Regions from separate parts of the Mus musculus genome. Here region 1 is linked to region 2. Evidence: chromatin loops called from intact Hi-C (ENCODE). Cell type or tissue: gastrocnemius. All regions are shown on one strand. Each heading gives the region's core, and the rest is flanking DNA. Links, peaks and the distances in the headings are about the cores only.

Region 1 (12,836 bases), core at 6,412-8,911, 230 kb after region 2:
GAGACCCAGAACACCAGGACATCATGCTGGGTGGAAAGTGTGTGCAGCATCAGACACCACGTGCAGAGAGAGAGGCCCTAGGACAGGGGGTCCTGGCTCTGGGGCTCACAGCCGCGGGCTGGAGAGAGGCTCTGCTTCTGAGAGAGATCTGTGAGGCTGTGCAAACAAAGCCAGCCATTCATTTCTTCTATGCTGCGGAGGCCAGTTTGGCAGCAGGTGCCTGGTGAGTGTGTGTAGCTGGGATAGTCTTGGTATAAAAGGGGAACCTGGATGAGAGAGCAGGGTGTGTGTGTGTGTGTGTGTGTGTGTGTGTGTGTGTATGTGTGTGTGTGTGTGTGTATGTGTGTATGTGTGTGTGTGTGTATGTGTGTGTGTATGTGTGTGTGTGTGTATGTGTGTGTATGTGTGTGTATGTGTGTGTGTATGTGTGTGTGTGTATGTGTGTGTATGTGTGTGTATGTGTGTGTATGTGTGTGTGTATGTGTGTGTGTGTGTGTGTTACACTGTAGCAAAGGCTAGGACTTGGTGACCTGTGTGGCTTTGAGATGCTAGACTACCATTGTGACCATGACTTGCTTGCTTATTGTCCCTAGTGAATTCTGCTGCACTTCTTTGGGTTTTACAAGCATCTGAGGCTGGCAGCACTAACTAGCTCACCATTTCAATGTCTCCACCACCCCATTTTGTCCCCCATAGCACTGGAGTGCCAACTTCTTTCTTACTGCTGTTTCTGGGAAAAACATCTCAGTCCACTTCCCTCACTGTGCCCACTAAAAACCCACCCCCACCCCCAGTTTGTACAGGGTGGGCTGATCCACTCCCACAGACACAACGGCCTCACTGCCGCTAGCCCCAAGTGGTTTTCTACCCCGGGGAGCCCATGTCTTTAAATGATAGCCCATGCTTGCAAAAGCAAATGGATCAGACAGGGTCCCAGTGGCCCATGGGGAAGCCCACCAGTTGCCTGTCCTTGCTAGCAAAGCTTTTGCTTCAAACCTCCTTCCAGCCAGACCTCTGCACACCTTCACACACAAGGCTCCTTTTTTGTCCTTACCAAGTGCTTTCCAGGAGTTGGGACATTAAACATATATGAAGACTGCTTCTCACTCGGGATGCAGGCTTCAGGCTTGTGCATCCCTGTAGTCATCCACTGTGTCTGTATCATTGTGTTAAGTCTTTTAAAACACTCACTCCTTAGTTTCCAACCGCTGGCATGTTGTGGTAGCAATATGAGCTTGCTAGAGTGAGAAAAAGCAAGCGGAAAGCAAGTACCCAGCACAGGACCTGGTTTGTGGACAAATTCTAGCTCAATATTAGTTTTCATAGTATTATTGCCTTGTTTTTTCAACCAAGTAACGATCGTGATGGATATGCTTAGGTGGGGACATCTGATGACTTTGTAGGACGGGGAGAGAAACACACATCTCTTCTCTGTTGTCACCGTGCTTCCTTGGCATCTGTACCTCTCTCCTCATTCCTCCACATGAGCTGATCCTGAGCTAGGATCCAAGCGATGATAGAGAACTAGTCTGGCCCCACAGGATGCTCCTAGCAGGACATTTGAGTGTTCATTTGCATGTGTAAACTTGGGGTAGTGCCAAGGGAGCAGGCTGTACCTGGGAGAGGTCAGGGAATGACAGGGGTGCTCAAAAGCCATCAGTGGAGACCTCTGACACAAAAGCTAGACAGTCTTCCCTGCCACCTTTTTCTAGTAATGCAGGTTTGAAGCCCGGGGCTCAGTGACTTTGCTGCTGTCCCCCAAGGCTTTAATCCTTTCCCAGAGTGGTGTAAGCTATTCCCGTGATTCTGCTCTGTGCTGGCAGTTACTGCCAGTCACACCTGACAGGTAGAGAGGAAGAACTGTAGACAGATTTGATAAAACACCATTTAAATCAGGAATTCTCATACCAGGGGCCTACATACAGGCTTTGTGTGATCTGGACCATTTCCCTATGAAGAATGAAAGACAGGAATTTCACTTTTTAAATTCTTTTTTTTGTGTGGAGATGACCTCAAGCCGAGCGGTCAGCCCACCGGAAGCCCCCTCAGCCCATCAGTTTCACACCTTGCTCTTCTCCAGGGTGAGAATTGACATGAGCAGCAAAGGTTCTCTCGGGGCTTCTTATTAGCCAAGAATGCAAGGAAATTAGGAGCTATCTACAGTAAATGAGACTCCGAGCTTTCCCTAAACACTTCAGTCTGCTGGTATCCAGTCGCTCCAGGGCAGACCCAAAGTGCTGTGACAGATCTTTTTAATGTGGCAGGCCTCAAGGGTGGATCGAGTTAGGCAATGTATCCCTCTTTATGCTCTTATGTTCACAGACAACACTACGACAGAGTAACTGAAAGCCTGGGACAGGTTTCCTCACGGTGATGTTTAAGGAAAGTGAGAGAACAGCTCAGTACAGAGCAGCGGGCAGTTCTGAGAGAAAGTAGCCTCCGAAGACAGGACAAAAGCGATCACGGTTGGGGCTCCCGCACGGTTGCACAAAGGTGTGTTTCTTTGACAACACAACCATTTCTTGAAATTGGTCTCAGTTCCAGCCTTTCCCGGATATTGATACTGCATTTTAACTCATGAGACTGATGGCTTCTCAGGCCTCACCAGCAGACTACAGGCTCTGGCCATCCAGCAGTCTGGGGAGAGAACAAAAAAGTTTAGAAGGGATTGTTTCTCCAAACGTTCTCGTTCATGCAATTCTACATTGTGGGCGTGTAGATATGTAAAATACATTTAGACTCTGCAACACACAGGCAGACACAGAAAGAGAGAGAGAGAGAGAGAGAGAGAGAGAGAGAGAGAGAGAGAGAGAGAGAGAGAGAGAGAGCAGGGATGATGGTAGGAAGCTGAGATAGATAGTGAACAGGCAGGCAATGAACAACCTGGCCATGTTAGGAGAACTTCTTCCTGCTAGCTCAGCTATCCCTACAGTAGGCTAGTCCGGGCATGTAGGTCTCTGCAGCCAGAATAAGGGGAAGAATTTCTTGGGTGGGGCTGACTTTTTATCTGCTGACAAGGAGATCTGCTCTTTGTTAGCTGAGGAAAGGTGGCCTTGAACATACACAGCAGACTGGGTGGCTGTTGTTGAGGGCCAGTTTGGTTCCTGTTGGAAACTTGAGAAAGATAGATTAGGCAAAACATCAAATGGCTCTGGGATTGGCAAGTGTTTCAGGATGAAAGAGGGGACCTTGCAGAGCGGAGAGAATTTCTCAAGTGTTAGACGCCATCTCTCTTGGGGGTTGTGATGGGTACCTGACTATGCATGCTGGGTCAGACTGCACCCTGCTCCAAGTACACCATATTGTCTAACACAATGGCTTTCCTGGGCTGTGTGCTGTCCTGGATGACTCCACTTTTTACAATAGCATGTGACTCCACCTTGAGGGCAGACACAGAGGAGAGATGACTTGGCACTTTGGTGGCAATCCTGTTCCACACCACCTATGAGGACAAGTAAGAATGTTTTAAGATTTTTAAAAGGAGGGACATATAAGCAGACCAGAATCATATCAGGAAAATAAAGCCTGAGAACTGACTGACTAAACACGCCAGGGTGCGGACAGCTCAACGTCATTACCTGGACCCCATTCAAAACAGGGCATCTAACACTACACTGTTGACAGCCCCTTTTGACTTGTAATCTAGTGTGTGCATCCAAGGTCTGACTGGCAAAGAACTCCCTACTACCCTAGGGGCTTCAGCTTATTGTGGTCCCCAAGCTTCTGACCTAGCCTATATGAATTGCCATCAGCCTGTTTGTTCATCCGTGTGAACCCAGGCTTACTTTTTTCTTCTCTGTCTTCCATTGTCCCGGACCTCAGCTGGGCAGCTCACTTGACTCTGCTCAACTCTGGGCTTGCTGTCTGAGTCTCCAGCCACCCCCTGGCAGCCCCTCAACAAGCTCAGCACTTGATTCCTACAGTGTCCATGCCAGCCTTCTGCCTGCCCTGCAGGAAAGCCTCTTTGGAGCAACTTGGACTCTGCTATACTATATTTAAGGCTTTGCAGATATCCTGTGACCTACATGTATTGTATGTCATTGCATTTGCTGTGTGATGTGTGACTGAAGAGTTCACAGTTGTAATTAAGATGGAAATAAAGTAACTTGTGTTTGCCAGTTAAGGGCAACAGGATTCTTTTCGCAAGTTGCAACCAATGAAAATCTCTAGACTATGAGTTTATTGTTATTTACACCATGGGACGGTATAAATATGCTTATGTTTCTCACATAGTATATTATAAGTTAGGGTTCTCTAGAGGAACAGAGCTGATAGATAGATAGATAGATAGATAGATAGATAGATAGATAGATAGATAGATAGACAGACAGATAGATATAGAAAAGAGATTTATTAAAATATATTAATTATAAATTATAAATATATTATATATATTAGTGGTTCAGCTAGTCTAATAATGGCTGACTATTAACAGAAAGCCCAAGAATCTAGTAGTTGCTTAGTCTTGGAAGTTCTATGTCTCAGTGAGTCTTCAGTGTATGACAAAATCCAGAAGTGGGCTTTATTGCCAGTGAAAGATTGGACTTGCCAGAGAGTGAGAACAGGCAGGCAAAGAGAGCCAAAGAGAGATTCCATCTTCCTTCTTCCATGTCCCTTGTACAGTCTGCTATCAGATTGTGTGGCCGAGATTAAAAATAGATCTTCCCACCGCAGAAAATCTAGATTGAAAGTCAGTCTTCCCACCTCAAATGATTCGATTAAGAAAACTGTCCTTCATAAGTGTGCCCAGGCCACTGAGCTTTAGTTGATTCCAGATGCAGTCAAGTTGACAACCAAGAATAGACATCACACACAGCATGCTCGCGACAGAATGCTTGTAAAAATTCGTGAGAGAGTACACCCAGAAAGGATGGATTCACTGCGTACCAGATTACAACTCCAGTAGCTGAGTGAGGAAAAAAGATTGGAGCTTAGCAGGCTTTCAATGCCAGGGCCTGCTGCTCTGAGCCACTAACACCTCTTCTAAAATACTAGACTTCAGTTTTTGTTAAGTCAAAAACAATCTCATGGTAAGTCCCAGCCCCCTCAGAGTGTGTAGAAAGCAGGGTGTTGCGGGTGGGCAGCATCTGTAGTTTCCAGAAGTGTCTTTGCTGATTTGGTCACTTTACTTTCACTTTATTTTGTTTATTATTATTATTGTGCATGTTGGTGAGCACACACATACCACAAGGCACGTATGCATGTCAGAGAATGCTCTGTACAGTTGGCCCGTCCTTCACCCTTCTCCCTAGGGATCAAACACAGGTCAGCAGGCTTGCACCAAGCGCACCTTTACCCACTCAGCCATTTAGCCAACCTATATTTTCTATTTATTTAATTTTATAATCAGGCTCATGAAGAGGCTGAATATCAGACATTGACTTTGGGGTCCCAAAGTCATGGCTGTAGAGAAAAGTTAGAAGTTTCCGACGGGTTGTCTACGTAGAAAACCCAGGAGATGAGCTGATCCTTTAAGAGAACACCTTGGTTCCTGGACTTTGAGTAGAAGCAGTATCTACACATGGCTAACACTTGGACAAGGCCAAAGGAGTTTCTACACTAGTGAGAAAGAGAGAAAGCCACCAAGAAAAAAAGACAACCAAAAAAATTCACAACAAACATGGACACAAATGTTAAAAATGCCAGCCCCCCCACCTCAATATAGCAAGAAAATTGTAGTTAATTGAGCAAAGACGAAATTGAATAAGTTGGCAATTTTCATTTTTTCAAACTAAGTGTGATCAATATTATCCTAATCAAAATAAGAAAAATGATATATTCTCATGGAAATGTGACTGTGAAGTTGATCTGGAAGCATGGATAAATGAAAGTAACCAAGAAAGAGATAAAGACTTAAAGCAAAAAACAAAAACAAAAAGACAAAAAGCTCTTAATAATGCTTTAACAGAAAAGTCCCAGAGCAACAATCAATAGAAGAGAGTCAAGTCCCTCAGCACACTCAAATGTATGTCAACATTTATTATAATAAAGCAACTTCAGACTGCTGGATGAAGCTGAAGTTTACTCTGATGAGTAGTGCTGGCATAATTCCTTTTTTTTTTTTTGAGGATAGAAAGGGGTTCAAATCATATCCCCAAATAAATTCTTGATGAATCAAATAATTAAAATTTAAAAGCTGAGAGAAGAGAAAATTATGATGAAGTTTCATCAATTCTTCATGTTGAATAGGTTTTTAAGAGAAAATGGGGAAAGATTTATGAAAGAAGACAGATAAGTTTTATACCAAAATTAAAACCATTTATATGTCAAACTTAAAAAAAAAATCATGCGGCAAAAAGTACCCAAAGGAAGAGTGCAACATTGAAGGCAACACATGGTTCACTTAGAGAGCTTCCAGGGATCAGTAACTAGAATATTAATATCTTAAACAAAAATTGCTGTTATTTACAAGAAATAAATTGTATAAGTGGAAAAATTAGACAACAAGCACTGAAAAATAAAGTCCAGTGTTTGTTTAAAATATAATGGGAAGAAGATCACATCTATACAATTAGGGCATAATTTAAAGGTAGGGAAAAATCCAATAATTATATGTTTAGGTAGAGGGTCAGATAAGCAGCAGCTATACAAAAGGCTCAGTGGTTAAGATGTTCTCGGTGCAATGGTGAGGACCACAGTATTGCACCAGGACCTAGGAACAGTTGGAGTCTATGCTGGCTGTAACCCCAGCTCTGCAAAGCTGAGGAAACAGGGGCTGCTGGGGGCGACCCTGCCTCAAAAGACTATGCCAAGGGTGATATCAGAGGACACCCAACACCCTTTCCTGGACTCCATATACATGTATAGCTACATGCACAGTACACATGTACACACATAGGCATGCACATACACAGATACACACACAGACACGTTCACACTCACACACACAGGAACATATGCACACAGACACACATGGACATGTACACACACAGGTATCTATATAAAGACACACATGGGGACATGTTCACAAATACACAAACACACACAGTGACACATATACACACACAGACATACACAGAGGCATATATACACCCAGACACACATACAAGGACATGTACACACATTTTCACACAGAAATGCACAATACAGACACAGACACAGACACAGACACACACACACACACACACACACACACACACACACACAACTGTTTAGAGCCAGGAATGAGGAAACTCTCATGTACCTCAAGAGGAAATGTGAGATTTTAGGGCTGAAATATGGTTACATATCCAAAATCTTAAAGTTGTAAATGCAGGCTCACCTCATAATTCCTCTGCAATGAATCTATCCTGAGGGAAGTTTTTTTTGTTTTGTTTTGTTTTTTTTGTTTGTTTGTTTGTTTGTTTGTTTTTTTTTAAGAAAACGATATTTAAGGGTTTTGGTACAAGCACTTTATTGTAGTGTTATTTATAACTAAAAATGTATCAAAACGTGTTTAAAGAATTACAGTACAGTTACAGATTGCAGAAAATTACACTCCCAAGGATATTCAAAAATTTTAAAGAAATATAAAGTTAATATGAAATGAAACCAAAGAGGCTTCAAAGCCACATGGCTTGGGCTCTTCATGTATGCCTGCATATGTCCACCCATGGGTATGTGCCACCCATGCAGAGATTGGCACAAATGGATCGACAAGTGGTTGCCAGGATAGTGAGTTTGTTAGTGGGGTTTGTAACCTTATTTGCTTTTTGTTTCAGTTTTTTTTATGAACAAAAGCTATTAGCTTTATTATCATAAATATTAGTTTTGCAGTTCTCTCTGCTACCGAGGGCTCCCCCTGCTGTTCACTTGGGAAACATGAGGGCTTGGCTTTGATAGTCCCTAATTGTGATTCCCTTTGTTTTCTGGAAGACTCTAATCTTTGGCCTAGTGGCATTCTCCATGTCTCATTAACCTTGAGTGCAAGATCTTTTAATTTGCGTATTTGTAATGATAGGTCGTTATTAGTGGAGATATAATTCTTGCACACTGATCATTTATTTGAAAGGATCACTCCCATGGCTTGTCAGATTCCGAGACATTTTCACCACTCCAAGCAGAAGCCTGTACCATTAGCCACCAGTCCCCCTCAGCCCTCCCCCGCCCCTGGTAAACAGTGCATGGCATTCAGGCATGAGCTTGCCAGCTTCAGACATTCTATAAAATGGAGCGATTGTGAGCCTGCCTGTTGCATCTGGCTTTCCTCCCTGTCTTACAGTCTTCAAGGCTCGCCCGTGCTGCAGCTGAACTTTGTTCTTTTTACCACTGAATAATATTCCGCTGTCTAAATACATCACTGCAGCCTATTTATTCACTAGTTAATAGGCATTTAGATTCTGTTTACCTTTTAGCTATTTTAATTAATGCTGTGATGAATATTCATGCGTACACTTTTTATCTTGCATCTTAAATTCCCTTCAGTGAAATGCTAATGCATATTGTTACTCGATATTTAACATTCGGAGAACCAAGTCTTTTTATCACTCCTGAAGGAGAGCGCGTACTCACTGCCAGTCACCAGAGAGGGAACTGCCCAACTATTCCAGAGTGACTACATCATCCTGCATCAAGTGGAATCTTTCTGTGGTTTGATTTGCATTTGCTAATGACTATGGGTTTCTTGTAGGTGCTTTTTGGCCATTTGCACATTTTCTTTGGAGAAATGTTTATTTATACCCCCTGTCTCTTTTTAATTAGGAAATTTGTCTCTTTATGGTTGAATTGCAGTCATTTTCCCTCCATATCCAATGCTAGACTCCTGCCAGGTATGTGATTTATAGATTTTTTTAAATATCCTATGATTATTTTTATTATTTTGAAATATTTTTAAAACAAAATATCTTTTAATTATTAATCAAGTCCAAATATCTCAGTCTCTTTTGTTGCTTATGCTTTTGGTATCACATCTAAGAACTCATTGGCTGAGTCGCAGGACACGACATTTTCCAGCTGTGATGCCTTCGGCATCTCATGGCTTCAGTTCTTACCTTTAGGTCCACATGCACTCTGGGACTATCTCATTTTAGCATTTGACCATGGTGAGAGGGAGTCTCACCTTCAAGTATGTTCTACTCTTTCAGCACCATCTCTCTGTAAGCATGGCATTGCCCTTACTGAATTGCCTCCATCTCTTTATTAAAAATAAGTGCGTGCATTCTGCATCTCAATCCTATCTGGTGACCAAAATGACTGGCAAATTTCCAACTCAACCTTTGGACTGTCTGAAACTTTTATGTGAAAAGGCAGCTGAGATTTTGGTAAAAGAACAAGGAAGGATCTATGGACACAGAGTTATAACATGGAATCCCAAGTCTGTGAGGACAGACAAGCTAACATTATTTATGCTCTTTCTCTGAGTGGTGTTTTGCAATTTCCTTGTATATAAGTTACCATGTTAAATCTATTTCTAAGTTCTTATTAAATGATCATATAAATAAAATGTTCTTAATGTTATTTCCTGAGTATGCATTGCTGGTATAGAAAACTGTAAATTCTTCTCTGCACAGTCTCTGCAGCCATAAGGCTACTGAAACAGCTTTTGACCATAATAGAGTTTTGTGGTTTCTTTAGCATTTCCTATTTCAAATTAAGCAAACACAGATACACGTATTGCTTCATTTCTAGTGTGGTGTTTTAAAATATAGTTTTCTCCACTATTGCTGTGAGTCAAACCTCCAGAACTATTTTCCAGTCGAAGGGAGACGGTTTTCAACTTCTAGCATCAAACATAATGTTACATTTTCTCCTTTACTTTATTTTATGTGTACTGGTGTTCTGTCTGCATTGTGCATGTGCATCAGTGGATGGAATACTCATAGAATGCATTGGCTCCCCTGGGCCTGGAGTTACAGACAGTTGGGAGCCAAAATGTGGATCCTGGGAATCAAACACAGGTCCCAGGAAGAGTAGCCAGAACTCTTAGCTACTGAGCCATCTCTCCAGCCCTATGAAGCATAATAGTAACTGCTTATATTTATTTGGTGTAAACCAGAATGAGAGAGTTCCCTTCCATTCTAATGTATTGGATATTTTAACAAGAATAATTTGTATTGTGGATGTAATCAGATGCTTCATGTATCTATTGCATGGACTCTTTCCTTCTGTCTATGAATGTGGTGTCTTAGTTTCTGTTCTATTGTTGTGACAAAACATCATGACCAAGACTTACAGAAGAAAGCATTTAATCTGTGGGCTCATGGTTTCAGAGAGAGAGAGAGTCCATGGCCATCACAGTGGGGAACATGGCAACAGGCAGCAGCCATTGCACTGGGATAGTAGCTGAGAGCTTGCACCCCATCCACAAGCCTGAGACAAAGAGAGAGAGAGAGAGAGAGAGAGAGAGAGAGAGAGAGAGAGAGAGAGAGAGAGAGAGAGAGAGGTGAGTAGGAGCTAGCTGGAAATGCCCGAGGCTTTAAAACCCCAAAGCCCAAACACAGTGACACACCTCTCTAACAAGGCCACACCTCTGAATCCTTGCCAAACAGTTCCACCAACTGGGGACTAAGAATTCAAATACATGAGCCTATGGGGCACATTCTCATTCAAACCATGACATATAGTATATAGCATTCATCATTCTTAGTATGTTAAACCAACCTTGCATTCCAAGAGTAAATTTTAGTTGATCAGGGATAATGGATTTTTTTTTGTAACTCTTTAAAAAGATTGTACACTGAATTGTGCTACTAGCTTTGTTAATTTTAATATAGTTATAAGAATTATTGATTTGTACTTTTTTTGAGATGTCTTTGACTGGTTTTAATACCCAATGTCACTACTCTTATATGACAGCTTGTTTTGTTTTGTTTTTTTTCCCCTGAAAAATTTCTAAATGATTGGTCCTAATTGTTAAGACACTTGATAGGATTTATGTGTGAAGCCATCTGGTTGGGTTTCTTTTTTCCTTTTCTTCCTAACCTGGTCTCTTACTTGTATGGTTCATTCAGATTTTTATTTCTTCCTGAGTCCATTTAGGAGCTAAGAATGTTTACCACCAACTGTTCAAAACATTACTGCATCCCATTTTCTTGTTCATGTAAGAGTTTATCATTTCTTTGAGGTTAGTAGTAATCTCTCTTTCTTATCCCTAATTTTAGTACTGGTTTTGTTTCTCTCTTTTCTTAACCATTTTAGGGCAGAATTGTCATTTTTCCTGATCTGTGTAAAGACTCAGTTTCACTGTCACTGACTGTCCCTATCGTCCCCGCTTCCTCTATTTTCCTTTATCATTCATTATTTTTTTCATTCTGAATTTTTTGTTTGTTTGTTTGTTTTTTGTTTTTTCCCGAGACAGGGTTTCTCTTTGTATCCCTGGCTGTCCTGGAACTCACTCTGTAGACCAGGCTGGCCTCAAACCCAGAAATCCTCCTGTCTCTGCCTCCCAAGTGCTGAGATTAAAGGCGTGTGTCACCACTCCCCCGCTGATTCTGTTTTTTATTAATTGAATTTGTGTTCAGTTTTATGTGAGTGTGTGTGTTTTCTAGTATAAAATTTACTTATTTTTATTTAAGATCTTTTTCAAAATTGATGTAATTTCCAAAAGGATATTTTTACAGTCATTTCTTACTATTATCCTCCATAAATGTTCTGGTATTTTGTGTACACCTCCCTCCCTCTCTCTGTCTCTGTCTGTATCTATCCCTCTTTCTGTCTCTGTGTCTCTGTTTCTGTGTGTGTCTCTGTGACTGTTTCTATCTCTGTGTCTCTGTCTCTTTATTTCTCTGTATGTCTGTCTCTGTATGTCTTTGTGTCTCTTTCTCTTTCTGTATGTCTCTGTGTCTCTGTCTCTGTCTCTCTATGTGTCTCTGTGGCTGTGTGTTTCTGTGTCTCTGTCTCTTTATCTCTCTGTCTGTCTCTGTTTCTGTGTCTGTCTGTCTGTCTGTCTGTCTCTGTCTCTTTGCCTCTGTCTCTTCCTCTTTCTCTCTTTTTCTCTGAATGGGCATTGAACTCTGATTCTTTTGTGCTCAGCAAATACTTTGCCCCTGAAATTCACCCCAGCCTTTGATGTTTTATTTTCACTCATCTCATGGCATATCTGACTTACCCTGTGATTTCTCCTTTGATTCACTCATTATTTAAGATTGTGTTGCTGAATTTTCACATATTTGTGATTTTTTTTTAAGTATCCTCTTGCTGTTGATTACTAATGTCATTCCATTGTGGTTGGAGAACACATGTGATATAATTTTGTTATTTTTAACCTTAGATGATCAGCTTTTTCAAGTGTGCTCTGATTTACACACACACTTTGACACAAAAGCAGACACACAGCGATAAATAACTGTAGAATAATAAAAACTCCACAGTATTTTAGCCTAATATATGGTGCACCCTGGATAACACCCAATGTGCATTTAAGAACATGCTGTGCTATTACATGTGTTTTACATGTGTTACATATGTGCTCTACAAATACCTGGTAGGGTCGCTTAGCTTTATAGTTTATTCAAGTGTTTGTTTTCTTGTTTGCCTTCTGGCCAGTTTATCTGTCTGTTATTGAAATCAGATATTAAAATCACCAGCTATTAGTAATCAATGTTAAAATGTCCCACTTCAGGGCTGGTTTGGGTTTATGGTTTGGGATTCTGTTATTAACTACATGTGTTAATAAATGTCATGGTTGTTGAAGAATTAGCCTTTATTTTAATATTGTATACCTTTTAAAACTTGGATTATCTTCTAAATGTTCTCTGGTGATTTGTCATAAAATTTTTACTTTTTTTTTAATCTTTAAGTTTACTATGGGTAAAATTTACTATAAGTAAAGTTTGCATTGAGGGTCTTTTCCAGTCCTTTTTATTCAGCTTTCAATACTTTTGAATTTGAAGTATTTCTTTGCAGACAGCATGTAAGTC
Region 2 (12,836 bases), core at 4,745-7,244:
TGAAAGGTAGTTACTGTGTGTGTGGGGTGCAAGCTTTTGCCTGCCTGCTATCTCTGTGGATGCCACGCCTCCCCAGTCTTTCATGGGGCTGACTGCAGCATTCTAGAGTCAAGGCTGCATGTGGCCCAAGCCTGGACCATCAAGGAGCCCCATGTGCCTGACTGTAGTGACACTTGGGGAGAGGACATGTGACTCAGACAGTTTGTCCAAGCCTGCCCTGGGCTGGAACTGTTTGGGATAAGGCTTGATCTTTCTGCTGGGTTCCTTTGCTATAAAGACAGTGTGATTGTAAAGTTTCCAGTGGCCAGCTTCATTCTTGGGTGAGAGAGAGTCTAAGTGTTGGAGTCAGCACAGTGAAAGCAGAACCAAGGGACAGGAAAAGAGGCAGAGCCTCCAGGACTGTCTTAAACCAGGGATGCTTTCAGTGCAGTTTCCTTCCTAGTGAGAAGGCTGCACTCTGCACCTGCAGTTGAATGTTGCTTACGAAATCGGATATTATATTTCTTTCTTCCACCTGCAGGCTGTGTACATTGGCCGAAATTCAGATAGCAATCAAGTTATCTAATGAGCTGGTTCATTTTCAGGATCTCCACTTCATGTAGTGTAGAGATGGTGAGTCAAAAATGAACTGACACCCCAGCTGTGGATTGTCTGCTTTGACCAAGTCTCCCTGTCCTGGGGCTTAGACTGCTGGAGATGATGATGAGAGCAGTCCACAGAGTCACTGGTCAGCTCTTTACCCAAGACCTTTGAGATGCTTGTGTTTGGTTGAAGCAAGAAAAATTAATTTACTGTCATTGCTTGTAACCCCTTAATTAATTGGACAGGATATAGAATTTCCTTAGACTTCGCCTAATTCTGTAGACTGATCTAGTGTATGCTTTCCAGCAAAAACTGGAGAAAAATTCAGGTAAGTTTTTTCCTTTGTGTTCTGGGATTACACATATAACTTATTTATGCAATATTGATAGTGTGCTGGAGTTTTAATATGGTAACTCTTTTGTGTATTATGTGTTGCACCATGTGTTTGTGTGTGGGTGTTTCAGTCTTTGTGTGCATGTGCATGGTACACGGGCAGGTGGAGACCAGAGATAGGTGTAGGGTGTCTTTCTCAGTTACTTTCCACATGTGTGTGTGTGTGTGTGTGTGTGTGTGTGTGTGTGTGTGCATGTGTGTGTGTATCTAGATATCAACATATGTGTCTTCCTCTGCTTCTTTCTGGCTTACTTTTTGAGAGAGGGTCTTTCATTGAACCTGGAGTTTTTCACTTGTGCCAGACTAGCTGACCATCAGACCCATATACCCACTGTGCTGGGACTACAGATGTGTGGCGGTGTGACACAGATTCATACTTTGGTCTTCATATTTATGTAGCAAGCACCTTACCCCCCCACACACACACCCAGAGAGAGAGAGAGAGAGAAAGAGAGAGAGGACTCAGATCCCATATTTCTTTAGTTTTGAAACAAGGAGCTTACCCAGTTTCAGTAGACTGGCTGCTTATAGGCTCTGGGGATTGCCCTGTCTTCAACCCCATAGCCTTTGAGTTATAGATGTGCACTGCTGTGCCTAGTCTTTATGTGTATGCTATGGGTCTGAACTCTCACTCTCATAACTGCAAGGCTTTATTGCCCTGGAATACTGTATTGACTGAACCGTCTCCATAGCCTCTAGTGTGGTAATACTTAAAACATTTAAACGAAACATTAACAATGAAGATGCAAACAGAGCATATACTACATTGTTGGTGCGAGTTGCTAGGGTGCTGGAAGCGTACGCATATCAACAGATCAAACACACTTTAGCTATTCACTGACCTGTCAGATTCTCCTCTAATTCCATACAATATGCAGGACCGCTCCTCCTGTCTACTGTAAGTTTCTTCTCTCGAGTCTCATCCTGTCATTTAAAAATGGCTTTATTGAGATAGAAGTCACACACCACAGAATGCACCCATTACTGTATATAACTTAACAGTCTGTGCCTGCTGTGTCATATTGAGAGTGAACTCTGTTCTGGTTATTTCCCTCATTGCATCTGTTGAATTACAAACAGATCACTTGTGAACTGGCTTTATTTCATGAGGAAAAAAATGATGTGCTATAAAAAGCAAGAAACCCAAACCAAAAGAAACACAAAGTCATGGTGAGTTTTGTTGTTTTCTTCTTTTTCAAGTGCAGTAGTATGGGCAAGTGAGTCATGTCACTGTGAAGTTAGGCTGAAAGGAAACTCCGAAAGGGCACAAACTTGATGTACCTTCACAACAAACATTTTGTGGATGAAAATAAATGCAATAAAACAAAAGGAAACAAAGGCAAGGAAGGCTGTGGAGTGATGGACAGCTGCTCCAAAGGAGTGGAGCCAGGGATGGAAGACTGGAGTGATGGACAGCTGCTCCAAAGTAGTGGAGCCTGGGATGGAAAGCTGTGGAGTGATGGACAGCTGCTCCAAAGGGGCGGAACCAGGGATGGAAGGCTGTGGAGTGATGGACAGCTGCTTCAAAGGGGCGGAGCCAGGGATGGAGTGGAGAAAACACTGTTCCACTGAAGATAACAGTCAAGCTCTTGGTTTTTTGGGATGCCACAGCGTTGAAATAAAGTAACATGTAGATGACAGAGAGATGGAGGCCAAACATACTTTCGTTTTATACACTGTATTCTGATGATTTCTCCTCCTCCAACTTCTCCTAGATGGCCCTGCCCACCTTATCTGTCTCTCTCTCTCTTTAAAAACAAGAAAGCAAGCAAGCAAGCAAGCAAGCAAGCAAGCAAGCAAGCAAGCAAGCAAGCAAGCAAGCAAGCAAGCAAGCAAGCAAGAAAGCAAGCAAATCTTTAAGAAGTTTCTCTCTTTCTTTTTCTCCTCATTCTCTTTCTCTCTCTGTCTATCTTACACACACACACACACACACACACACACACACACACACACACACACACACACACAATCAGAAACCATTTTATATTAGCAAAAGACTAATAAGACAAACAGAACATAAGATGAAAAAGTCTACAAAAATACATTGAGTTCATTTTGTGTTGACTATCTACTGCTGGGCATGCAGCCTACCCTAATGTGCGATTAATATGCCCAGTGAGACTCTATTGGAGAAAATTAATTTTTTCCTTTGCAAGTGAACGTCAGTTGCAGATAGTTCCTTGGTCCCCCATTTAGCACTGGGACCCCATCTGGCTTATACCTGTGCAGGCTGCCACAGTCTGAGTTCACATGTGAGTTCATCATTCCTAAAGGAAGCTGGGCTGGCTAGTCCTAGGTCAACTTGACACAGCTAGAGTCATCTGAAAAGAGAATTGAGAAAATAGTCTGAGAAGATGGGGCTGTAAACAGACATTTTCTTAGTGATTAATGGAAGAGGACCCAGCTCCCATGTGGGAGGGGCACATGAGGGGTCAGGGCCATGATGTTCTGACCTTCAACTGTGGTGGGCTGGACTCCACTCTGCTGGCCAGGCCCCACCCTGGGTGTTCGGTGACTCCTATGACCAATGCCTGGAGTGGGTCAACCTTCCCAAGTCCTGTCGTTAATAAGCTATCTCCTTCACATGCATGGCCCATCTACACTCCACCTGAACCAAGAGTTACAACTACAAAGAGGATGAGAGGAGACAAGCATAGGTTTCAAGGATGGTACCTTTCCAATCTGTGGTTCAGTGTTTCAGGGTGCACCTGACATCTGCTTAGCTTCTCTTCCCTATTTCCTTGTCAGATGCACCCAGACCCTTGCCTCTGCTGCTCCTTCTAGACACATACTTTGGATTAGAAAGATTCGTGAAAGGAGGAAGCAGAAAGATGGAAAGATTCCCTTTAATTTGTCTTCCAGATTTAGAAGTGGGCTTCTGAAATAGTTCTTAAAGAGCTCCCCTCCCCGGACAGACATAAGCCACTGTCCCTCAGGGAATGAGTGTCTTGCATGACATTCTATCCACTCAAGCCAGAGGGACTGGTTACAAGATGACCTGACTTCCTTCCCAACATGCTCTCCCCCCCCCCTCCCCATGTTACAATGGCCTGCTTTACACATGGAGAAGTATCGTCTATCACACTACACCCCCGTCATCATTTATTTCATGACTTTTATAATGCATGGCTTTACATTGATTTTTTTTTCAAGTCAGGGTTTCTCTGTGTAGCCCTGGCTGTCCTGAAACTCACCAGGCTGGCCTCGAACTTAGAAATCCACCTGCCTCTGCCTCCCAAGTGCTGGGGTTAAAGGCGTGCACCACCACGCCCGGCTTAAAATGAATTTTGTGGTGGATTGGATGAGAAGTCCCGTATTGTCACAGGTATTTGAATACTTAGTCCTCAGCTGGTGGCACTGTTCAGGCAGGTTTAGGAGGTGTGGTCTTGCTGGAGGAGGTGTGTCACTGGGGGGTGGGCTTTGAGCTTTTAAAAACCCTGCACCATTTCAGTCTGCTCTTTGCTTCCTGCTTGTGTTTCAAGATGTAAGTCCTCAGCTTCCAGATCCAGTTGCCACACCTGCCATGGTGACAGACTTCTGTTCTTCTGGACTGTAAACCCAATAAGCCCTTCATTCTATACATTGCCTTGGCCATGGTGTTTTATCTCAGTAACACAAGTTGTAATATAAGAGACAAAGTGGGGTGAAGATGCCAGGAAAGACTTGTATGTAAGAGGCTGCGGCAAGTTGGACTGCATCTGTGTACGACGGTGTCTTAGTCTCTGAGGCAAGTGAAAGTGTGGGAGTATCTTTCTGTGTGTGTCAAAAACTAGTGGGAAGCAGGCAGAAGTAGAAAATACACCAGTCTCACTTTACTTAACAAGAGCATTACCGGGAAGTTGTTGAAATGTCAAAACAAATCCCGTGTTGTGCTGGATATAGAAACATGCTCTGCAAACTTCATCTGAGATGTCACAGTTAATTTCCCGACAGCTCTGCAGTCCTAGCGGCCTGCCGGGGTACCGGGGGCACCTGGCAGGGAAGTCCTCGCATCTGAGGAAGGCTGTGAATGGAAGGAAGTGTTCTGGCTGAAGTCCCTCCCTTTTAAATCTGCAGTGGGTGGAACTCTCTCCATAGCCCTCTCTGCCAGATGCAGCTGCACACCTGAAAGGAGGAAGGAGTGATGCGTCCTTCATTTCATTACCTACGCTCCTGGCTGCTCTGGGACGGGGTCCACACGGCAGTGTTTGGTGACGAGAGCTGAACTGAATAGCCTCTGCTCTTGTGCTGGGCCTCACCTGATTTCTGTCAATTCCCTAAGATGGTGCCTGTCTTAGGATTACTATCGCTGCGGTGAAACACCATGACTAAAGGGGAGGGAAGGGTTTATTTGGCTTACACTCTCATATCACAGTTCATCATCAAAGAATTAGGGCAGGAAGTCAGACAGGGCAGGAACCTGGAAGCAGGAGCTGACACAGAAGCCATGGAGTAGTGTTGCTTGCTGGCTTGCTCCCCATGGCTTTCTCAGTCTGCTTTCTTATAAAATCCCAGACCTCCTGCCCAGGGTTGGCCCCACCCATAATGGGCTGGGCCCTCCCAAATCAATCAGTAATTAAAAAAATGTCCTACAGGGTTGCCTACAGAGGAGGTATTTTTCTTAGTTGAGGTCCCCCCTTCTGATGTCTTTAGCTTGAGCCAAGTTGATATATAGTACTCTCTGAGGATCTTACTCTAAAGGGAGGAGGGATGGGAGAATTTCAGGTAGAATCAGGGTACCAGAGGAAAGAGTTTGTGAGAAAGGTGCTTCTGAGCCACGCCATGGAGGTCTCGGTTTCTGCTGTGCAGAAAGCCACATCTGGAGATGTCAGCAGTACTGTCCTGCACAAGCAGGTCTCTCTTAGTCAGTGCGGAAAGTCCCTTCACGTGTAAGTCTGTACTCCTTGATGACTGTGCCTTCGGGTTAAGGAAAACTTTGACATTCCCAGAAACCTCTACAGTTTGGATTGACAGGATGCCCACTGTTTTCTGGGCTGAAACTGGGCAGAAGAGTTGGAAGACTGGGCCTGAAGTGACGGTATCTCTGTTGGTACCAGGTCGCCAGTCTCTGCAGCATCAGCCTCCAGAATCTTTGGGTGCCCTGCCTGGGCATTCTAGGGTCCTACTTTATAGTTTCTATATTGTGTCCGAGGTGTTCTTCCCTAAGGGGCCCTGGACTACAGAAATTATATTTGTAGCCAGGGGATTTATTTATAATTTGCTACAGATGGCCAGTGGCTTTTCTTTTTTTTAAAGCAGCTTTCCTTCTTCCTTTTGCATTTTCCCACACCCACTCCCACTTACAGTTGGCAGCCTTCCCAGTACCTCCTCACCACTAGGGACTTATATTAATAGTCAGGTTTTGGTGGCAGGGGGGTGGGTGGTACGGGGAGGGGAGAGCAGGAGCAAGCTAGCATGAGAGAGAACATGAGCCCCCAACTGGATTGCCTGCCTCCTGTTATCTCTAACTATTAATTTTTACATCACTGATTCTTTACGCTTATGAATTAAATACTAAATAGAGGTCAAAGTCTTGTGGCCAGGAAGGAGGATCAATACTCACTGGCTGCTGTAGGACAGGATGCGGGGGGAGGGCAGCTTCCAAGGATGTAAGATTGCAGTCTTCTACAGAGGAGCAGTGGGGGATGCTGGATGCAGGTGAGAAGCTGAGAGAGAGCTGAAAACGCATGGTGCAGTGGATCTGGACAGGTCTTGACTGGAAAGACGGCTCAGTGACTAACAACGTCTCCAAGCTTTAGCCAACGTTACCTTATTGGTAAAATGAACTCACGAAGTTGTTACGATAATCAAATGGAATGATATATGTGAAAACATTTACTCTCACACACAAGGCCCTTCATAAGTACTGTTTTATCTTTCCTTTCATTAGGCAGGAACGAGAATAAAAGCCAAGGACCGAAAACCCCCATGTACTAGGAATATAGCTTCCATTTTTCTTTTCCATAATATTTTCATAATGCTCTAAGCCATATGGGTAATTGTTTCAACATTTAATTTTCCACTGAATTATTTAATTACATTTATGACAAGCACGTATTATTTTGAGCATGTTAGCAGAGCCGTTAGCTTATTCTAATGGATTTACAACGTGCCCAGACACTCTTTCATTGCTGATTCTGTGTTGATAGAAAACTATGCTGCCTGCTGTAGATCTATCTTGCTTCAACCATAGTTTAATCAAATGGAATTCTTTTAAAGCCTAGATAAGGTCCCCCCTAGAGGAAAAGAGCAAGAAGATTTTCTGTAGAGCCCATATTCAAGCCTAAACATTTATCGGGCTGGCAGCTCCTACTTCTGCCTTCCAGTTTAGCAGAAAATGCTTGGTGGATTTGTTGCTTTTAAGGGAGAGGGGAGCTGCGTGCGTAGCGGAGGAGAATTGATATGCTTGGATGTTTCTTTTCCAGGAGAAAGTAGTCCTTGTGCACATCTGGAGCTGGTCATTTCTCTGGTCCCAGATGGGTTTGCAGCCCACACTTTTGCGAAGACCTTCTGCCTGCCTCAGTTTTCACTGCCTTTCTGAGGGATTTTTTTTTTCCCTCAGTGAGGTAATAACATTGGCTGCCAATCCTTCCCCAGTTAGTGCTTCAAGACCAGGCTGGCTGATGGATGCTGGGTTCCCCAGTTAGCGCTCTCAGAGTTCTGAACATCCAAAGCAGCACTGAATCAAACACACTTTTCAACACCACCACTCTCCGCAGCTCCTTGCGTCTAGGCTAACCTTTGGCTTGTAAGCAATGTTTGAAATGAGCCATGTCAGCTTCCTAACAGTGTCCCCAGCCTATAGTTTGTCCTTTGTTAAATGGTCAAAATTCTCATTTATTTAATGGGGAGTAGAGATGAGGTTTGGTCACATGCTGAGTGCAAGGAGGTTTCTGGGCACAGGCAGTGGCAGACTGGAAATCCGTTACCAATGGCTGTCTCCCACCTGCTGTGGCTTGAGCTGCAGACTGGCTTGGTGAAGACTGGATCTCCACTGTGGTGCCCTTAGGAGCCCTTAGGAGATGCTGAAAATGTCGTAAGATGAGGTCTACCATGAGATTTTTAAGTCCTAGGAAAGGGTTATGAGACCGAAATCCCTTTTCTTTTCTCTGTTAGTTTCTGGCTATCAGGAACTAGCTTTGTTTCACCATGGGCTCGCTGGCAGGATGTGGCTCCTTGCCATGGGCCCAAAGGCAAAGAGGCCAGTTGTTATGTCTTGGAACCTCTAAATATGTGAGCCTCAAATCAGCTTATGTTTTCCCTAAGTTGATGATTTCAGGTATTTGTTACAATGACACCCTTCACCTGCCTCGTGGTTCCCTCCGGGAACATTCCAGCCATTCTCGAAGTGTGTCCGGGACAGATACTGTGCTTCTACAGTGCTCTTGAGATCCACGGGGTCACTGCAGGCTGAGAGAGGACTAGGGGTTGGGAGGAAAGGTTCAACTGAGAAGGGAACTCAGACACTAGGTAATTGAGATGTGGGTCTCTGGGATGCTGCTGCTGTTGATGATGATGCTGCTGCTGATGAGTGTGTGACTTTTGTCTTGGTTTAAGGTAGGTCACAGGTGTTTTGACACAGCCTCAGAGTCTGACTTGAGGCCTGAGGTGGGAGTGGGGTGAGGAAGAGACGACACTGTCTTCTAGCACTAAAGACTCTCACATACTACCATCATAACTTTGGGGTGCGCTCGTGAGTTTGTGTGTGTGCTGAGTGGCTGGTACTGGCCTGTTCTTCCTTTTCTTTATAAATTCTCTAGTGGCTTTAGTTGTCACTTTTTAGAAAATTAATTAACTCACTTTACATCCTGATCACAGTCTCCCCTCCCTCCTCTTCTCCCAGTTTTCTCCTCTTCCCTCCCATCTCTCCATCCTCCAGTCCTCCCTCTCTCCTCAGAAAAGGGGAGTCCTCCCATGGCTATCAACCAGCCTTGGCTAGTCAAGCTGCAGTAGGACTAGGTGCATCTTTTCCTATTGAGGCTAGACTAGGCAGCCCAGTTAGGGGAAAGGAACCCAGAGGCAGAGACAGTCCCTGCTCAGGCTGTTAGGAGCCCCACATGAAGACCACGCTGCTCAGCTGTTGCACATGTGTGGAGAGCCTAGGTCTGTCCCACTCATGCTATCTAGTTGACCGTTTAGTCTCTGTGGGACTTTATGGGCCCAGGTTAGTTGTTTCTGTAGGTCTTGTGGAGTTCTTGATCTCTCTGGCCCTTTTAATCCTTCTTCCCCATGGTCCACAGGATTCCCCAAGCTCTGCCTAATGTTTGGCTATGGGTCTCTGCATCTGTTTCCATCAGTTACTTGGTGAAGTTTCTCAGATGACAGTTATGCTAGGAACCTGTCTGCAAGTATAGCAGAGTATCATTAAGTATGTCAGGGGTGGGCTCTCTCTCATGGCATGGGTCTCAGGTTGGGCCAGCCAATGCTATGCTTAGCCATTCCCTCAGTTTGGGGATGAACAGATGCTCAGCAGTTAAGAGCACTGAGTGTTCCTTCAAAGGACTTGGGTTCAAATCCCAGCACCCACATGGTAGCTCACAGCCGTCTATAATTCTGAGATCTGACACCCTCACACAGACATGCATGCAGGCAAAACACCAATGTACATAAAATAAAAATGAAGTAAAATAAAAAAGAAGTTTCTAGGTATGACTTTTAACAACACTTCACCGTTGCGTGCTCTCCTCATGGAACACCTGGAGCCTCTGTTCATTGTTGGCTTTTCTAGTTCTTCCTTTGGTTCAGTGATGGAAACTGGCTGTAGTGTTGATTTCCAGAGTAGTCACCTGTGTTTGTGTGTGTGTGTGTGTATGTGTGCACAAATACTGTATTTGTGGTTTGCACTCTGTGCAGCATCCTGGCTGTTTCTTAGCTCACAGTTAGTTAGACAAAATGGGTCCTCTGTGTGGGCTAGGCAAGATGCCAAGTCTAACCGAGGCTTCTTTCCCTGTTATCATTTGCCACTGGTCTCTTATTAGGAGGTAGAGAAAATTATTTGTCTTGTTCTTTCCTTACACTGCTTTGAGGGGAGATGTGACAGATCTAGCTTTGGGAAGAGACCTTTGAAGGTCTTGTATGTTAGTTGAAGGAGTGATTCATATTAACAATAAGTAGTTAGGCTGGAGAACTAGTCAGGGAAATGGACAATCTACCTAGGACAAGCTATAGCAGTGTGCACTGTGTGATGGGCACACTCCATGTCCTGGTGTCTTGTGAAACTGAGGCCACACATATGAGAACTGCCTACGTAGCATGGCAGGTTTAAGGTCCAAGGTTAGTGCAGGGTTAGAGATTTGATGTGACTTGGATATAAATTGGTCATCCCATCCTCCTTTTGAGACAGGGTCTCTCTCCCTAGGTTTTGGAATTCTTGGAACTCACTATGTTGACCATACTGGCCTTGAACTCACAGAGATCTGCTTGTGTCTGCTTCCTGGCTGGACTGTTGCTTTTATGCAGAGTGGGTAGAAAGTAGAATCCAATCTACCAAAGACTCAAAGATCCACAGAAGGAGTAGGTTCCATGACAACAGAGGGAGATGAAAGATGGCTGAGATTAGTTCTTCCAGGAAGTGAGGGAGACGGATGTGCAATCACATGACTGTAACACAAGGATGAGTGGTATAATGAGGCAAACAACTGCACACAGTGGGAGCTGCACAGAGGGATTGTTTATTTTCAAAGTAGAGGTGGAGGAAACCTGTATAGAAAAAGAAGAAGACCAATTTAGACTCCAGCAGGCACGGAGGTGATGGAGAAAAATCTCACAGCTCTTCTCATGCCCAGGCACTCTCACTGTACCAGCGGCTAAAGGGCTGTCTGGTCAGCCTCCACAAGCTTCTCTGACTTTCACACTGCAGAGCCCCCACTAAAGAAGCAATTTAGACTCCTGAGAGGTCCTAGGAGCCCCTCATCCCCTGTAGATATTCTATAAACTTAAAGCCACCCTGGTCAGAGACGGGCATTAAAATTGTGTTTGGAGTAAAACTCTGACTTTAGGGCAGAGTAGAACTAAGACTATTTCTTTCTACTTTGAGATAACCTTCCTTTTCTCTGTGGTGTATCTATTTGCTATCGGAGGTTGTTCTGGTCTTCCTGGTCTCTTAGCATCCTCCCCTACCCCCAATCTCCCTCATTAGTGAAGCTACACTCTCATCTCTGAACTATTCTGAACTATTCACATCCAGATTTTGTGTCGTGGTTTTTACTCCTCAGTAATCGTCACACGATTCTGGGTGATGCAATGGAGTTACCTTCTAGCCTGAGAAAACACACACACACACACACACACACACACACACACACACACACACACACATTCACAGATATATATATATACACACACACTCACATGCACATATATACATACACACACATATATACACACACCAAGCCACCCATGATCTAGGAAAACTGTGGCTTCCCAGTAGCTACCCCTGCTCTCACCACCCCCAAGAGTTCCCTTCTAAGCTAGTGTCCAAGCCTCCCTCCTTGGCCCCTTTTGCCAGCATTGTGGATGAAGACAGAGCAAGGGTGGCTTCATGAGTGTGCACCCTTTGCAACCCACGGTCAGATGAACAAATAAATGCTTTAATTCTGTTGTTCATTGTTCAGTTCTCTATTGTTATTGAACATCATAACTCTTTTGGGCAAGGCACCCTGAATCTCAGCTGAGTACCACATATTATGTGGCTGGTCCTGAGACTGGCTACTTCTCTGCTGCATGTTACACTCAGTCCCTGCTTTGGAGGAGCCTGTCCAGTCTGATCCCTGTGGGTCTGAGTCAGAGTAATTTTCTAACTGCATAACTTGTAACAAACAATGATTTCATTCCAGCATTCATGATGGAGTTATTTGTTTTACTACCCTGCAGTCACAGGGGTCTCTAATCTTAACATTATTGAATATCAGTGTCCATTTACATTTTAGTGTTGTTTAAATTTTAAAAATTTCAAAAACATATCTACATCTTAGACAAAAAGAAACACCAAATACTTGAGAGTTAACAAGTTATCAGCGTCTAGAACAAGTGGAGTTCCTCCCTAGAGACAGGGATAGAGCAGAGACCAGCAGAGACCCTGACTTGTACACCTGATATGTCAGTGACTGAATTCAGTAAACACAAGGGCAATGAGAGGATTATGCAGTACAGGTAAGTGTTAAGTAGATGGTTCAGTAGGATCGTGTGCTAAGGAGTTGTTGTGTGTGACTTTGGCTGGATGAACTGAACAGGCCTCTGGGCAGATAATGAATGAGTTTGGATATGAAAGTGACTGGGTGAATTATGGTTTTAGTAAGTATATAGTCACTGTTCTCATTCTTGTGACAATATGCCAGAGGAGAAGCACCTTAAGGAAGGAAGGTTGTTATCATGGCTCATGGTTTCAGAAGGGATGCAGGGCATCATGGGAGGAAGCCATGAAGCAGGATTCTGAGGCTGAGTCACATTGTGTGTGGAGAGAGGAAATGGGGCGTAAGGGGCAAGAAGAAAGGTAGGGGTTGAGGGGAGATCTGAAGGCTGGTGCTCAGCTGGCTTCTTACTTTCCTCCCTTCCCACCAGGACACCCCCACATGAGCTGGCGCTCCAAGGTGAACCTTTCTGAGAAGACCTTCACAGATACACTCAGAGATGTTTCCAGTCAAGTTGACAGGAAAGAGTAACCATCTCTACAGCCTCTGGAACACTGGCTGCAGCCAAGGCCATGTTCATTATTTAGTGGACCAGAGGTCCTCTCAGAGCATGCTCAAGGAATGGTCGAACACTCACTTGGAACACACTGAACCAATAGGAGAAATCTCAGACTGGCTTCACTCCAAAGCATGCCTGTGTTGAGGGATGTGACAGCTGATCTTGAGTGTCACCTTGATTGGACTAAGAGGTGT

Evidence for each region. Peaks named below come from ENCODE experiments on the same cell type or tissue, not always from the same donor. Only the 100,000 strongest peaks of a DNase experiment are listed, where the experiment ranks them.
Region 1: it touches region 2 in a loop (2.0-fold over the local background); 1 of 42 quality-filtered maps calls a loop at or near these places.

What each region holds. Positions count from the first base shown.
Region 1 is chr14:62,034,734-62,047,569 of GRCm38, forward strand. It overlaps Gm35307 (a long non-coding RNA gene), which reads left to right and starts at 134. Exons shown (of 3, transcript XR_383481.2): 1 at 134-223; 2 at 2,323-2,493; 3 at 3,823-4,194. In gastrocnemius, for the core only: a CTCF peak has its summit at 7,778 (motif pointing left); a DNase peak (open chromatin) is centred at 7,777.
Region 2 is chr14:61,803,651-61,816,486 of GRCm38, forward strand. No RefSeq gene overlaps it. Among named protein-coding and RNA genes, the nearest start is that of Gm35247, 7.7 kb to the right of the region's middle. In gastrocnemius, for the core only: no CTCF peak of the experiment used is centred there; a DNase peak (open chromatin) is centred at 6,289.